Regions from separate parts of the Homo sapiens genome. Here region 1 is linked to region 2. A link is a contact called in ENCODE Hi-C or POLR2A ChIA-PET data. All regions are on one chromosome and are shown on one strand. The core of a region is the stretch at or near the end of the contact, and the rest is flanking DNA. Distances in the headings are between cores, read along the strand shown.

The links. A loop is a pair of places that touch in the nucleus more often than their neighbours do. ChIA-PET counts read pairs that join two places held with the same protein, here RNA polymerase II (POLR2A). Pooled maps may share reads with other maps.
Region 1: a map of naive thymus-derived CD4-positive, alpha-beta T cell shows a loop between it and region 2 (21-fold over the local background). The contact joins two enhancer-like sites. A Hi-C loop is called at or near these places in 1 of 168 maps with a recorded cell type or tissue (naive thymus-derived CD4-positive, alpha-beta T cell), 1 of 37 single-sample maps with no recorded cell type and 2 of 50 pooled maps. POLR2A ChIA-PET finds 5 or more read pairs at or near these places in 1 of 52 experiments (T-cell).

The regions. Positions count from the first base shown.
Region 1 is chr4:109,647,385-109,650,084 of GRCh38, forward strand. All of the region lies in intron 1 of MCUB (mitochondrial calcium uniporter dominant negative subunit beta), which reads left to right. Among named protein-coding and RNA genes, the nearest start is that of CASP6, 55 kb to the right of the region's middle. Within about 2 kb of position 1,412, at least 4 of the 41 ENCODE cell types and tissues checked have a DNase peak (open chromatin) inside an H3K27ac peak, as active enhancers do.
Region 2 is chr4:108,034,976-108,037,675 of GRCh38, forward strand. It overlaps HADH (hydroxyacyl-CoA dehydrogenase), which reads left to right. Exons shown (of 8, transcript NM_005327.7): 8 at 1-196. Among named protein-coding and RNA genes, the nearest start is that of HADH, 46 kb to the left of the region's middle. Within about 2 kb of position 1,441, at least 4 of the 41 ENCODE cell types and tissues checked have a DNase peak (open chromatin) inside an H3K27ac peak, as active enhancers do.

The DNA.
Region 1 (2,700 bases), core at 162-2,661, 1.6 Mb after region 2:
TCTCCACAGTTCTGCCTTCTGCAAAATGTCATGTAGTCGGAATCACACAGTCTGATTCTTTTCAGATTGGCTTCTTTCACTTAGTAATATGCATTTAAGGTTCCTCCATGTCTTTTCATGGCTTGATAGCTCATTTCGTTTTAGTGCTGAATAATATTCCATTATTTAGACGTACCATTGTTTATTTATTCATTCATCTACTAAGAAGAACATATTGGCTGCTTCCAAGTTTCGGCAATTATAAACAAAGCCATTATAAACATCCATGTGCAGTTTATTTACCATATTTTAATTGCTAGAATACTGAAATGCAGGGACCACATGGAGATTAAGTAATCTAAGGTCACACCCATAATAACCGACCACAGTCTAGTATTAATAGTTAGGAGCCCCCACCCTTTTAAATGTGCCGCTGAACCACCACCTTATGGTAAAAGGGATGTAGAACTGCACCTGGCCCACATAATTGTGTGTCCGCACCTGTTGGGACAGTGTAAGGAAGAGGTGCTGGGCAGATGGAAATAGTAGCTGTTAAAACCAGCTTCACACTGTTGAAAACCATGTAAAACAAGGCTTCCAGGCATAAGTGATCTGAACTAGAGGAAAAAGTACTAGGTATTTCCATTACAAACAGATCTTAAGAAACTGCATTCACATAATGATGTTGAAAAAGTTTATTAATTATAAATAATGTATTTTTAAGGCAATATACCCAAATATTTCAATATTTTTTCTAACAGACGACAGTAGGACAGGAAGATTGTCTAACATCTTTTCTCTGGGTTGTAGTCCTTCGTTATCTGCTTTCAAAACCAATGTCCTGTCGAAATGGAAGGAAAGAGAGAGAGAAGGAGGAAAATGCATTTATACAGGAATATAATTTCAGTGGTCCTGTTGAGATCAGTTCCAAAGGGATGACTGACTTAAATGCCTGGTTCTCAGAAGGGATGTAAATACAGTCTAGCTGAGAGGGAGCTGGTGAGAAATTACAGTAGGTGGAAGTTATTGTTGGCTGCTAGCCAAATATTGTATGTATGTATTCTGTTTCTGTACTGTATTAGCCAAATGCCAAACGTATTCTGTTTCTGTTCTGTTTCAGTCATTTTGTGGATTAACTACTCGTCTTGGGCTGTCCAGACCAGAAGAAGAAAAAATTTATTTTCACAGTGATGATTCATGTAGTACCTGAGACTGAAATATTAAGATAACTTTCTAGTCTGTGCTACAAAATGCAGTTTTTGTTAGGGAGATACATAGATCTAGAGGCAAGTAAGAGTTCATCAAAAGAGAGCTCCTATATAGCAGTTTGATTTTTTTTTTTTTTTTTGGTACAGAGAAGCAAAAAAAAAAAAAAAAATCATTAAAGCTTGACGCTCAGTGTGAGATTCTACAAAAGATCATGATGCACCACAGGATGTAGAACTAATGAACCCAAAGACAAGCTTCAAAGCAAAACAACTATGTAACTGAGGAGTACAAAGCAGCCTAACCCCAAAAGCACCATTTTTCTTGCCTCACACAAGAATTTCTTGTTTCTGTGGAGTACAAAAGTACGCTATATTAAGTGACACGGAAAACAACATTTAAAATGATGGAGTTTTTATTTATTTTATGCATATATTTTACCAATTTGCTTGTTCAGAATTTCTCATGCATTCTTATTCCTTGTTCGTGTTACATTTTGTTCACTACAGCTGAGTAGTGCCTTCAATGAAAGCCTATGAGTAGTTAAACCCTCAGTCTGTGTTGTTATAAATCCAACAACTTCTGTCCTTTTAACTGTTGAGTTTAATCTGTTTACATTTATTGTGATATCAGACAAATGTGGATATCTATCTACCACCTTATTCTGTGCATTCTGTTCATCCTGATTTTCCTTTGCTCATTTTCTTTCTCCTTTCTTATCTTCTCATAATTTGGCTAAATGTTTTTTTATACTCCTTTATCTCTATTGGTTTGGAAGTACACACTTTTTTTCTCTCTTCATTTAGTTTTACATCCTGTGGTGTGTAAGTTTTCTTACATCCTGTTTTCTTATGTGTTTGATTTCCTTTTTCCTGCAAAATGCTTTCAGTAAACATGTTTTAGTCGCTCAGTCTCAGTTTTGTTCAAAATGGTAGGTTATCTGACTATAGAATTCAAGGTTGATTGTTATTTCCCCTCAGAACTTTGAAGATACTCCTTTGCCTCTGCCGTCTATTAATTCACCTTATGTAAATTTAATTGCTTTCCTTTGTAGGCAATCTCTTTTTTTTTCAGGCATTATAAGAATTTTTTGTTTCTGGGGTTCTGTAGTTTCATCACATTGTGTCAGGGACAGAGTTAATTTCATTTTTCCTGCCTGGGACTCATTTATTATGATTTTTTAAAATAGAAATATGGTTTCACCCTGTTGCCCAGGCTAGTCTTGAACCCCTGGGCTCAAATAATCTTCCTGCCTCAGCCTCCCAAAGTGTTCGGATTACACGCATGAGCCACTGCGTCCAGCTAGGACTCATTATACTTCTTAAATCTAAGGACTCATCCTGAGAATCCTTAGATTTGAGAAGTGGGGCCTGATTTGGGGAATCTGAACCCAGGTGTGGTATGGAGGAGCAGCCCGGCTAACTGGATTAAATGAAAAGCAACAGATTTGGTTCATACCATTTGTTTATTCAAAACTATCATATCCCCCTATCAAGGGGGGAATGGTAGGCTCCT
Region 2 (2,700 bases), core at 191-2,690:
GTTCCACAGATCTGAATGATTACTGTCTGTCTGTGTCTTTTTTCCATGAGAAATCACTGTTGCAAATTGCCTATAAATTGACTCTACTAAAATAACAATGTTTCAGTCTGAAAATTTGAATTGAAAAAAATGTATAATATAAAATTGTAATACACTCAAATGATTATAAAAGTAAAAGTTGGTAATTTAGGCAGAAGCTATTTCTCCTCTTCTTTGACCTGCTGTTAATTTTTAAAGTGGGAGTGACGGGGAGGGAATGGCAGGACAAGGCATTTGTGTAAAACCTGCCTGGGGCCGTCGCTGCCAGATTTCTTACCAGGAAAGCAGTAATAAGGGCACAGAGAACAATTTTTAAGGAACATCTGTTTCTTCTTTGCCAACAAAGTGAAGTAGTGTAACGTAAGCTTCTTTTAATCATTGGCTTAAGAAAGTGTCTTCCAAGATAGAATTTTGGAGTTGGAAAGACATCAGAAATCCTGAGGTCCAATAGCCTCATTAGCAGAAAGCTTAAGGGATGTGCCCAAAGTCACTAGATATTTTGTCACATAGCCTAGACTAGAACTAGGTTTTGATAAAATTAAGTACAAAATAGCCCATTTGAAAATCTCCGATCCAAAATTTCAGACAGGACTCTCCCTAAAATGGGCATCCTTGTTTGGTGTTCTGGGTCATAGGTCTAATAGTCAAGAGATTTTTTTTCTTCATTTTATGACTGATAAAAGGGAGCTTATTAATTTTAAAAATTTTGAATCTATAACATAGTGGGAAAATAAATACATCGGTGCATTTGTACCGCACATAGAACCTGGGTAGGACACTTTTAGGTTATTCTTATAAAATGCTGCCTAACGAACCAAAGGAAGCACCTGTGAGGCCACCCGCATTTCCATCGCTAAAGGTTACCCTTGTGGTCTGACAGCTCCCTGCTCTCTCAGGCTGGCTCTTGACCTTTGGCATGAGCCCTGGGCCTAAGTGGGGGCTTCACTTCCTTACTGTCTCACCAGAGTCCCCATAGGATGCAGGCCCTTGTCCTGGAAATGGCAGGGTTCTTTCTTGACCACTGAATTCCAGGAAAGATGTAACTCAGCAATGCAACTATCAGACTGCCGGGATGAGAAGGTAGGGGCTGCAGCAGTCTTTCTGGCTGGCATTTTAAAATACACTTTAAGCCTACCAAATAGTCAAAAGGCCTAGCCTCTCAATATCCTTTTATCGTTTTCAAAAAATATTTTCCATGCACCGTGTTTGGGACCAGGAAGGAATTTTGAACATCCTTCCTTTAGACATGGGAGGTGAGGGAGTAGCTTTTTCTTTCCCAACTCCATGTCTCTGCGTTCTCAGGTGAACGTAGCTGCTTGCCACGGAGAGCTCTTGGGGCGGGGGGAGGGAAGGTCATGTCAGTCAGGTTCTCTGCTTCCAAATATAGGCCCGCTGCTGCTGTTTGCTTCAGTCTGTGGTTAAGAACTGAGCCTCAGTGAGAGCCCCAGGTGCCTTGCATCATCCTCCACTGTGTTTTGGCAGCACTTGTTCAAGAGGGAGGGTGGGTCCTGGCAGTGCTGCTGGGCCTGGTGTCACTGCTCTTGGTTCTCCTCACCTCCCCAAACTTGCCTCCTAACCGTCATGAATCTTTTATGACACTTGAAAGTAAAGACCAAGTTTTAGGTCAAGAGGATACTTTTTTTTTTTTTTGAGATGGAGTCTTGCTCTGTCGCCCAGTCTGGAGTGCAGTGTTACAATCTTGGCTCACTGCAACCTCCACCTGCCAGGTTCAAGCAATTCTCCTGCCTCAGCCTCCCGAATAGGTGGGACTACAGGCGTGTGCCATCATGCCTGGCTAATTTTTTATAGTTTTAATAGAGACGGGGTTTCACCATTGCTGGCCAGTTTGGTCTTGAACTCCTGACCTCATGATTTGCCTGCCTCAGCCTCCCAAAGTGCTGGGATTACAGGCGTGAGCCACCGTACTTGGCCACTTTTTTTCCTCTCTCCTATGCTTCCCCTTAGTGATATTTTTATTTATTTATTTGTTTTTTGAGACGGAGTCTCGCTCTGTCGCCTAGGCTGAAGTGCAGTGGCGCAATCTCAGCTCACTGCAACCTCCGCCTCCTGAGTTCAAGCGATTCTCCTGCCTCAGCCTCCCGAGTAGCTGAGATTACAGGCATACATCACCACGCCCAGCTAATTTTTATATTTTTAGTAGAGACGGGGTTTCACCACGTTGGTCAGGCTGGTCTCAAACTCCTGACCTCGTGACCCACCCACCTCAGCCTCCTGAAGTGCTGGGATTACAGGCGTGGGCTACTGCACCCGGCCAGTGATATTTTTATTTACCTATAATACAAGTGAAAGTTTGAGATTAAGAAGAAAACCAGGCAACTTATGAGATGACTTGCTGAAAAAGATGGTGAGCCTCTGATAGCCATCACCTAGACTTCAATTCTGTTTAGTAAAATGGAGTTCTCTGAAGGATCGTTTTAACTCAAGATATCTTTGTAAAATGAAAATCATGGCCCTTTCATGTTCTTAAGATTCACTGTTAATAGTAGTTTTTCTGGGGAAAATGGTTAACTTTTTCTGACATCAATTGTAAAGCGTATTTCCACTTTGGGAACTTCAATGACACAGCGTGGGGGTAGGTGGAACCATGTCTTGGAACTCGGAAACTACTATGAACAAATCCGGTGTTAGAAAATACTCTCA